Regions from separate parts of the Mus musculus genome. Here region 1 is linked to region 2. A link is a loop called in an ENCODE intact Hi-C map of the cell type or tissue named here. Cell type or tissue: left cerebral cortex. All regions are shown on one strand.

Region 1 (5,000 bases), 130 kb after region 2:
TTCATTAAACTGCTCTTCATAAGAGGGAACTTTAGTAACCACACAAAAAAATTTATACCAGGCCAGGCTTGGTGGCACACACCTTTAATCCCAGCACTTGGGAGGCAGAGGCAGGCGAATTACTGAGTTCAAGGCCAGCGGTCTACAAAGTGAGTTCCAGGACAGCCAGGGCTACACAGAGAAACCCTGGGGGGAAGGGGGGGGGCTTCCTTTTTCAAAGCAATGAATCTAAATCTCTTCACTTTAGGCAGACTCTTAAGATAATGGCTAAAAGCAGCCATTCTTTACCAAAATACCACAAAACAGTCTTTACATCACATACTGATCTTGGGCCAGATCTGCACAAATAAAATCATGGTCAGGCCTATCACAGCAATACTCCAGTCCCTGGTACCAACTTCTGTCTTAGTCAATGTTCTATTACTGTGAAGAAATATCATGACTAAGACAACTCTTATAAGGACAACATTTAATTGGGACTGGCTTATATGTTATCATCAAGGCAGTAGCATGGCACCATCCAGGCAGGCATGGTGCAGGAGGAGCTGAGAGTTCTACATTTTCATCTGAAGGCCAATAGTTCTCCTATCTTCTGGGCAGCTAGGATAAGCTTAAAGCCCATGCCCACAGTCACACACCTACTCCAACAAGGCTATACCACCTAATAGTGCCACTCCCTGGGCCAAGAATATACAAACCATCACATATGTATAAGAAATACATATTCTTCTATTTCATACTTAGAATCTTTTATGTAGCTGTAGAATTCTCAAGCTCTGGAATCCTGAAATTCTCAAGGCATTAAAAAAATCCTCAAAAAAGCAAACATGAAGATGAACAGCTGTAATCCCAGCACTTGGGGGAGGGGGGAGGGGACGGTGCCACAAGCAAAATCATCAAGCCCTACCTCGTTTATTCAGAGTTCTAGGCAGTCCAAGACCACATAGTATAAAATTGTCTCAAGAAAAAAAAAATCAAACAATATTCAAGAGATAGACGTCTCAGCAGTTAAGAAGTTGTGCTTATGCTTGCAGGGGATGCAGCATCCACACGGTACCCCACAACTATCTGTAACTCTAGTTTCTGAGGATCCAACACCTTCTGCTGACCTCTGGGGCACTCAGTATGGTGGTCATATACTTACAAGCAAGCAAAAGATTCATACTCAAGAAAAATAAACACACCTAAAATATTGCTTTAATCGTCAAAAAAAAAATTTTTTTTCAGCAAGGCCTGTTAGCTCATGCCTTCAATTTCAAGCACTCAGAAGGTAGAGACAGGTAGATTTCTGTGAGTTCCAGAATAGCCAAAGCTACGAAGTAAAACTGTATCTCTAATTAATTAATTAATTAATTAATTTCAGCAGGGAGTGGTAGAGCATGCCTTTAATCTCAGGACTTGGAAGGCAAACGCAAACACATCTCTGTGAGTTCAAGGCCAGTATGGTCAATATAGTGTGGAGGGATGGCTAATCAATCAGTTAACAGTGTTTGCTGCTTTTCCAAAGGACTAAAGTTCAGTTCTAAGCACCTTCTTCAAATGGCTTACCACCACCTATTCAATTTCAGCACAGTCAATGCCCTCTTCTGCTCTCCTTGGACACTGCACACATATGACATACATAAATAAAAATAAATCTTTAAAAGTAAATAAATATCCCTGTATTCAATTCACAGCACCAAAGGTCTACAACAATACAGTAGTTCTGCAGCCTGAGTGTTTTCACTACCCATGTATTCAAGACATTAAAAATACTTACTCTTGCCAGGTTGTAGTGGCACACACCTTTAGACCAGCACTGGGGAGGCAGAGACACACTAATTTGAGTTTAAGGCCAGCCTATGACAGTTCATTTGGCAATTTAATAAATGAAATCATTAACTTTGCATACCTTTGATTAGTTATCAAAATAAAAATGCTTTTCATGTGTTTATATTTTCTTTTTTGTGAACTTTCATTATGTTCTTTGTCAATAAAGCTTTTTTCTCTTGAGAAAAATCAATTGGGATAAAGCCACATAAGCAACTTTGGCTCCCCCTGCTGGTCAAATATAGCCATAATCAAGAGGTAGATAGACTGGACACAACTATTGCTACAAACAACATATACACAGATAAGGGAAAGCTGTTTCTAAACTTATACTTAACATGTTCTAGAAAAAAGAAGGGAAAAAAATCACTCCTTACTATGAAAGAACAAATTTAGCAGTTCCCTACTAAATACATTGATTGGCTGGTACATTTCAGGTCCACATTATTAATGTCTCTCTATTTTAATAATATGAAACCATTCTGGTTACCTTTTGAAATTGACTGAATTGTCATCAAAAGCAAGTATATAAGGAGAAGTTAAGATATAACTCAACGATGGAGTGTATGCCAGCATAGTAAGGTCATAGGTTCAATAGGGGAGAAAAATATAAAGGAGAGGGGTGGAGTGCTTCCCTAATACAAATTAGGTCCTTGGTTTGGTCCTCAACACCACAAGAATGTAACTATAACTACTGCCTACCCTCATTCCAAACCTGCTTACACTTATCAAACCAGACTCTGTTTATTTTCAAAGAGTAAGACTAAGACTGGCAAATAGATATAACAATTCTGCTTTTCCACTGATCCTTTCCTAAAGATGCAGATTTCATTGTGTTTTGGGAGACTGAAGTGAGAGGATCACCACAAATTAAGGGACCAGATGAGCTACAGCGTGAAATCAAGCCAACATTGGGCTACAGAGTAAGACTGTCTCAAAAACTATAAAGAGTTAAGTTCTAAGTCTGGCAATGTCCTTAGGCAATCCATTTTAAACACATTCCAAATACTAAATATAAGAAATGAAAATTTTAAAAATAAAAATAAGATAAGATAAAATAACAAGAAACAGCTTTTGATCCCAGAAAACTTAGGAGATTCACAAAGTGCAAGAGAAGCGAACTAGTGGCCACTCAATATTAGATGTCCTAGGCTTGAACACCCAGAGCAAGCACTACAGGCAACACACACACTGAGGACCAGAGGTCCACAGGATACATCCAGTGGTACTTTCTGTTGCTGTTAATATTATGGTGATAACTGTTACTAAGAAATAGAAGACAGGGCTGGTGAGATGGCTCAGTGGATAAAGAGCACTGACTGTTCTTCCAACCGTCCTGAGTTCAAATCCCAGCAACTACATGGTGGCTCACAACCACCCGTAATGAGATCTGACGCCCTCTTCTGGTGTCTGAAGACAGCTACAGTGTACTTATATATAACAATAAATAAACATCTAAAAAAAAAAAAAAAAGAAAGAAAGAAAGAAATAGAAGACAGCTAGAGAGATGGCTCAGTGGTTAAGAACAATTTTTGTTCTTCCAGAGATCCATTTAGTTAACACTCACTATGCACATCTCATAGAGCTCACTCCAGTTCTTCAAAGGACCTGATGCCGTCTTCTGGCCTCCATTCACACACAAGGCATACATTCACACAGACACACACAAACATTAAAGATAAAGGGAAGAGGAATAAATTGCCAGAAGATAGTAAAGGCCCTTTAAAAAAGATAACAGCCTGTTTGAAGGCCCAGAGGGCAGGTACAGAGTACACAAAGGAAGCTGTTGAAACAACTGGAGCCAGGCAATCAGAGCATCAGCACTTGGCTAAAGCAACCAAAGTGTACCTCAAAAGCTGAAAGCCACAGGGAAAAAAAGGACATAATCATTCATAAGATCTACATTTACAAGAAGCTTGGAAGATAGACGGTAAAGAGAATAATGAGGTGACTCAAATGTCATGCAGGCAAAAAGGTGATGCTCTGAACTCAGAAGGGAGAAATGAAAATGAGCAGGAAACCATTTATAAACAACGGTAGTAGGCTGAAAAGATGGCTCAGCAGGTAAAGGTGTCTGCTGCAAAGGCTGACATCCTGGGTTCAATCAAGGAGACCCACATGGTGGAAATAGAGAACTGACTGATCCCTAAAAGTTGTGCAGGTGCAATACATAATTATCAGCTTAAAAACGAGTAATTCAAACATAAGCCTGATGATGCTTTAAAAAAAAAAAAGTGATGGTTAAGATGGCACAAGAAACGCTCTGGAGGGCTTCCAAACCCCTGACCTGAGTGACTGAATGGATAATGGTACTATCATCAGGGTATGAAGATAGGAAGAGTTAGACTTGCAGAAGTAAGTACTGAGAACTAATACACTATACACTGATTTTTAAATTAGATACCTAATGGGAAATGTCAAAGAAGTAATTGTGATTGGAGATCAGAAAACTAGTCGGAGCTGGAAAACACACACTGGCAAATCATCAGCATACAGACAGTAAGTGATTTACAACTTACAACAGACTCTGAGTTCCCACACAGAATGAGAAAAAGAGGATCAAGGCAAGGCAGGTGACTTTTAGGAACAAAAGAAGGAAAACATCTACTAAGACAACTGTGAAAGACTATTGAGAAATTGCCCTGATAACAGGATCAGCCATCACATTATATACAGTACTGCATAACAGACATTCTTTTTGTTAGTTGGTTTTTTAATTTTTGAGACAAAACGTTGCTATGTTGCCCTGGCTGACCTGGAACTCACTACCTAGACCAGGCTGGTCTTGAATTCACAAAGACCTGTCTGCCCCTGCCTCTCAAATGTTAGTGTTAAAGATGTGTGCCACCACACCTAGCATAAGTTCTTAATTCTTGGACTTACAGTTCACTCCTAAAAAGAAACATCAATAAACTCAAATCACTGGCCAAGAATGCTAGTAATCTCACTGCTCAAGAGGCTAAGACTCATCACTATGAGTTCAAGATCAGCCTGGCCTACCTAGTGAGTTCCAAGCAGCCAAGGTTACATACCAGCAACCTAGAGGGGAGAGGGAGTGGGGGGAGGACCCTCAGGACTAGAATGTAGCTCAATTGGAAAGATGCTGCCTAGGGTGCAGGAGATGATGGGTTGGGCTCACTAGCACAACATTAATAACCAGGCATGGTGTGGTAGGTCATACCTATCTATAA
Region 2 (5,000 bases):
GGTATTGGGCAGAAGGAAGGTAAGCCAGCAGGTGGTACCTTGTAGATTGGTTCTCTTGAAGGCTGCTCTTGACATCCCAGGGCACTGGCTTCTTCCTCCCTCCCCGCAAGGTGGGAGGTCCTGAGCGAGGTGTTTCCCTTCGCTCCCACAGGAAAAGCTGCTTTACTGAGTTCTCAAGTTTGGAACTACAGCCATGATTTGGCCACCATTACAGACCTGGGACTTTAGGGCTAACCAGATCTTTGTAAGGACTTGTGCCTCTTGGGGGACCTCTGCCTGTTCTCATGCTTGGCCCTCTGGCACTTCTGTAGTGGGAGGGATGGGGGGTGGTATTCTGGGATGTGGGTCCCAGGCCTCCCATCCCTCACACAGCCACTGTATCCCCTCTCTCTGTCCTATCATGCCCACGTCTGCCACGAGAGCTAGTCACTGCCGTCCGTACATCACGTCTCACTGTCCTGAGTGCCATGCCTCTCCCAGCCCCCATCCCTGGCCCCTGGGTAGATATGGGCAATATCTGCTCTACACTAGGGGTTGGAGTCCAGGGAAGGCAAAGATTTGGGCCTCAGTCTCTAGTCCTACGTTCCACGAATCCAACCAGTGTGCCTCCCACAAGGAACCTTACGACCTTGTTTGGTTCACTCCATTACTTCCTATCCTGGATGGGAACTGGTGTGTGCCTGCCTGGGGATGACCTTGGACCTCTGCCTTTTCTTTTATCTAAGTGGATGCCTCCTAGGCCTGACTCCTTGTGTTGAGCTGGAGGCAGCCAAGTCAGGTGCCAATGTCTTGGCATCAGTAAGAACAGTCAAGAGTCCCAGGGCAGGGCCACACTTCTCCCATCTTTCGCTTCCACCCCAGCTTGTGATCGCTAGCCTCCCAGAGCTCAGCTGCCATTAAGTCCCCATGCACGTAATCAGTCTCCACACCCCAGTTTGGGGAACATACCCCCTTGATTGAAGTGTTTTTTTCCTCCGGTCCCATGGAAACCATGCTGCCTGCCCTGCTGGAGCAGACGGCCACCTCCATAGATGCAGCCCTTTCTTTCCCGTCTTCGCCCTGTTACGTTGTAGTTGGATTTGTCTGTTTGTCTGGGTTCACCAGAGTGACTATGATAGTGAAAAGAAAAGAAAGAAAAAGAAAAAAAAAAAAAAAAAGAAAAAGAAAAAGGAAAAAAAAAAGGACGCATGTATCTTGAAATATTTGTCAAAAGGTTCTAGCCCACCACGTGATGGAGAGTCTGGATATCTCCTTCCTGACGTGGCTCCAGGCCAGTGCAGTGCTAACCTGCTGGGACATCCCATGTTTTGAAGGGTTTCTTCTGCATCTGGGACCTCACAGACACTGGATTGTGACATTGGAGGTCTGTGACATTGGAGGTCAATGGCATTGGCCAAGGCCTGAAGCACAGGACCAGCTAGAGGCAGCAGGCTCCGAGTGCCAGGGAGAGCTTGTGGCTGGCCTGTTTTGTATGAAGATGGTCCTTTCTGATCACGACTTCAAATCCCACAGTAGCCCTGAAAGACATCTAAGAACTCCTGCATCACAAGAGAAAAGGACACCAGTACCAGCAGGGAGAGCTGTGACCCTAGAAATTCCATGACGACCCAGTAGATATCCTTGGGCCCTCTCCAAGCCTGGGCCTTTTCACCATAGAGTTTGGGATGGACTGTCCCACTGATGAAGGGGACATCTTAGGAGACTCCCTTGGTTTCCAAGCTGTCAGCCCCCTGAACTTGCACGACCTCCTACAGCTTCAGGGACTAGGCCTTTGAAGATTAGGAACCTCAGGCCCACATCAGCCACTTCTGATGTACAGTTAAGGACAATGTGGAGACTAGGAGGAAGCAGCCAGCCTTTCCCATTAAAGAACTCTTGAGTGCCCAGGGCTACCTATTGTGAGCTTCCCCACTGATAAGACTTTAGCTGTCCATAGAAGTGAGTCCGAGGGAGGAAAAGTGTGGTTTCTTCATCATGGTTACCTGTCGTGGTTCTCTCTCTTACACCCATTTACCCATCCCGCAGTTCCTGTCCTTGAATGGGGGGTGGGGTGCTCTGCCTATCTCTTGTGGGGTGATCAGCCCAAAAATCATGATTTGGAGTGATCTGATCAGTGCTGATAGGCAGTTTACAAAGGGATTCTGGCTTGTGACTTCAGTGAGGACAATCCCCCAGGGCCCTTTCTTTCCATGCCTCTCCAACTCAGAGCCAATGTCTTTGGGTGGGCTAGATAGATAGGGCATACAATTGGCCTGGTTCCTCCAAGCTCTTAATTCACTTTATCAATAGTTCCATTTAAATTGACTTCAATGATAAGAGTGTATCCCATTTGAGATTGCTTGCGTTGTGGGGGAGGGGGAGGAGGAACACATTAAGATAATTCACATGGGCAAAGGGAGGTCTTGGAGTGTAGCCGTTAAGCCATCTTGTAACCCCATTCATGATTTTGACCACCTGCTAGAGAGAAGAGGTGCCAAGAGACTAGAACTTGGAGGCTTGGCTGTCCCACTAATAGGCTTTCGCAAGGCAGAGGTAGCCAGCTAGGTCCCTGCCTTCCCAGCCAGGTACAGCTCTCAGGTTTGTGGAGGTAATCTGTGAACTTCTCTTCCTGCTGCCTTCTTGTGATGTCCAGAGCCCACAGTCAAATACCTCCTAAGAACCCTGGCTTCCTTCCCTCTAATCCACTGGCACATGACTATCACCTCTGGATTGACCTCAGATCCATAGCCTACACACTGCTAGCAGTGGCCAAGATCACTTCCTTTATCTCCATCTGTTCTGTTCTCCAGGAAAGTAAGTGGGGATGAGGGTGGAGGTGGTAATCAACTGTAGATCTGTGGCTTTATGAGCCTTCAGACTTCTCTCTGGCTTCTTCTGGAAGGGTTACTATTGGCAGTATTGCAATCTCACCCTCCTGATGAACTGTAGCCTGTGCCGTTACTGTGCTGGGCATGATCTCCAGTGCTTGCAAGTCCCATGATTTCTTTGGTGATTTTGAGGGTGGGGGGAGGGACACAAATCAGCTTAGCTTAGCTTCCTGTCTGTGAATGTCCATATAGTGTATTGTGTTTTAACAAATGATCTACACTGACTGTTGCTGTAAAAGTGAATTTGGAAATAAAGTTATTACTCTGAATAAACAAAAATCTCTGTTCATGAGTTCCAAGTACAAGAAAACAATGGTTTACAAGTTCTTTCCCCCACTTAGAAAATTCAGAACAGGAAATGAAGGTAAATGCCAGACACTGGAGTGAGAGCTCTCTTGGTTCATTCTCACATTCCTCTGCTGGCATACTACCCTCCGACAAACAGTACTCTGTGCCTTGGCTTACAAGGCAGCATTCAAGAGCTCCTAAAGCCTGCGCCAGTTCATGCAAGCTGAAGAAGTTTGGCGTGGGCTTCATTTCTGGAACTTAAGTGTCGAGGACTGGGGCTGAAACAAACTCAAGCCAATCAGCTACAAACCCAGCACGCATACACAATTGCACTGCTGCCTTTGTGCCTTGGAATCTTACCACATAGAAATCAAGGAATATTTCTGCTGGAGATAGGACAGCTTCTTGCTCACAGTATTACAAAGGAAAAAAAAAAAAAAAAGACAACCCATAGTCTCTTGAGACAGGGTCTCTTCATGCAGCCCAGGCTGGTCTTGATCCTCCTGACTGCTGGGATTATAGAGGTGTACCATGCTGTTAATGAAGTGCAAGGTCCTCATGCATGCTTAGGCAACCCACCCTCAGGCCCAATTTCTTGTTGAATGCCATGGCATGTAGACAGAGTACCACTGCTGTGTGAGCCTATCCACTCTATGTTTGAGACATTATTTTCCTACACTTGTGCCATGTTATCTGGCCTCTTAGCTGCTTAGGGATTCTTGGGCCTCAGTTTCCCATCTCACATAGGAACACTGGGATCACGGATGCCTGGCTTTATGTTGGTTCTAGATTCAAATTCAGGGTCTGATCCTGCACTTCACTGAGCTGCCTCCCTTACTCCCCAGTTCTTTGGTAAATAGATCAAGGTCACGATCTTTAGATTCCCAATTTTAAAACATTTGTCTTCCTCAGTTCCCACCAATGCCTGGCCTCTGCAGACAGTTAATGCATATAGGAATTTCCTGCCTAAAGGCAGGAAAATGATCTAGGAAAGAACAGCTCTGAGCCTTGGAGAAGGTGCACCTGCTCACCAGCCCTGCATGTCAGAACTGGACCCTTACACTCTTTATAAGTAGCGGTAGTCTCTCCCAGATGATGTGCTTACTTACTTCCATTGATTGCAACACCTCAAAGAAGAAAAATCCCTATTGGCTAGAATTTGAAATTTTACCCTATTGACCTCTCAGAAGAAAGAGTCAATGCATCAACCATTTTCACTCAAGAACAGATAGTATTTTTCACCTTAGTGAACTGAACGACTGATCACATCACACACCCAGTGTTCCCACAACTGAGAGAGACCACCAGGGCTTAGCAATGCAGCCCCACAGAATGCTGGGGCTGCCATCTCTGTCAGACACACAGTCCAGTGTATCAAGAAAAGCCTGACAAAACTCTCTGTATCTTTTTTTATTATTATTTTTTTCATTTTTCCTTTCTTTTTTTTTTAAGCACTAGTCTGTGCTTTGCAAACAGAATCATGACATTAACAAAGATCAGCTTCTCTGAAGAAAAGCATTTCTATAGAACAAAGACAGCTACATGTTCGCTGCCATTACACAGCTCAAAGCAGGAAAAGAAAATATTTACAAAATACAAGTTTTTTTAAATTTTTGTCTTTTTTGGTTTTTTTGTTTTGTTTTTGTTTTTTACAATGCTAAAAGGGTTATTCAGAATTTTCAACCTTATAAATAGAAGAAGCACTTTATGCATAGGGATATGGTGCATTATTGTTGTTTAAAGAAACAATGACAAACCTTTTAACTTGCAAACAGAAAGAAAAAAAAAATCACTAATGTTGAAAATTGTGAAAAAACCCCAACCATTAAGCAGTCTGCCTACTAT

What was found. Hi-C counts contacts between places; a loop is a spot of excess contacts. Peaks named below come from ENCODE experiments on the same cell type or tissue, not always from the same donor. Only the 100,000 strongest peaks of a DNase experiment are listed, where the experiment ranks them.
Region 1: a loop joins it to region 2, with 2.5 times the contacts of the local background. A loop is called at or near these places in 17 of 42 quality-filtered maps.

What each region holds. Positions count from the first base shown.
Region 1 is chr11:104,459,715-104,464,714 of GRCm38, forward strand. It overlaps a transcript of Kansl1 not described here. Among named protein-coding and RNA genes, the nearest start is that of Kansl1, 20 kb to the left of the region's middle. In left cerebral cortex, a CTCF peak has its summit at 2,036 (motif pointing left); a DNase peak (open chromatin) is centred at 2,038.
Region 2 is chr11:104,328,951-104,333,950 of GRCm38, forward strand. It overlaps Mapt (microtubule-associated protein tau), which reads left to right. Exons shown (of 12, transcript NM_001038609.2): 12 at 1-3,140. It overlaps Kansl1 (KAT8 regulatory NSL complex subunit 1), which reads right to left. Exons shown (of 15, transcript NM_001372459.1): 15 at 4,551-5,000. Among named protein-coding and RNA genes, the nearest start is that of Mapt, 100 kb to the left of the region's middle. In left cerebral cortex, no CTCF peak of the experiment used is centred here; DNase peaks (open chromatin) are centred at 2,481, 2,730, 3,401 and 3,773; H3K27ac peaks cover 505 bases.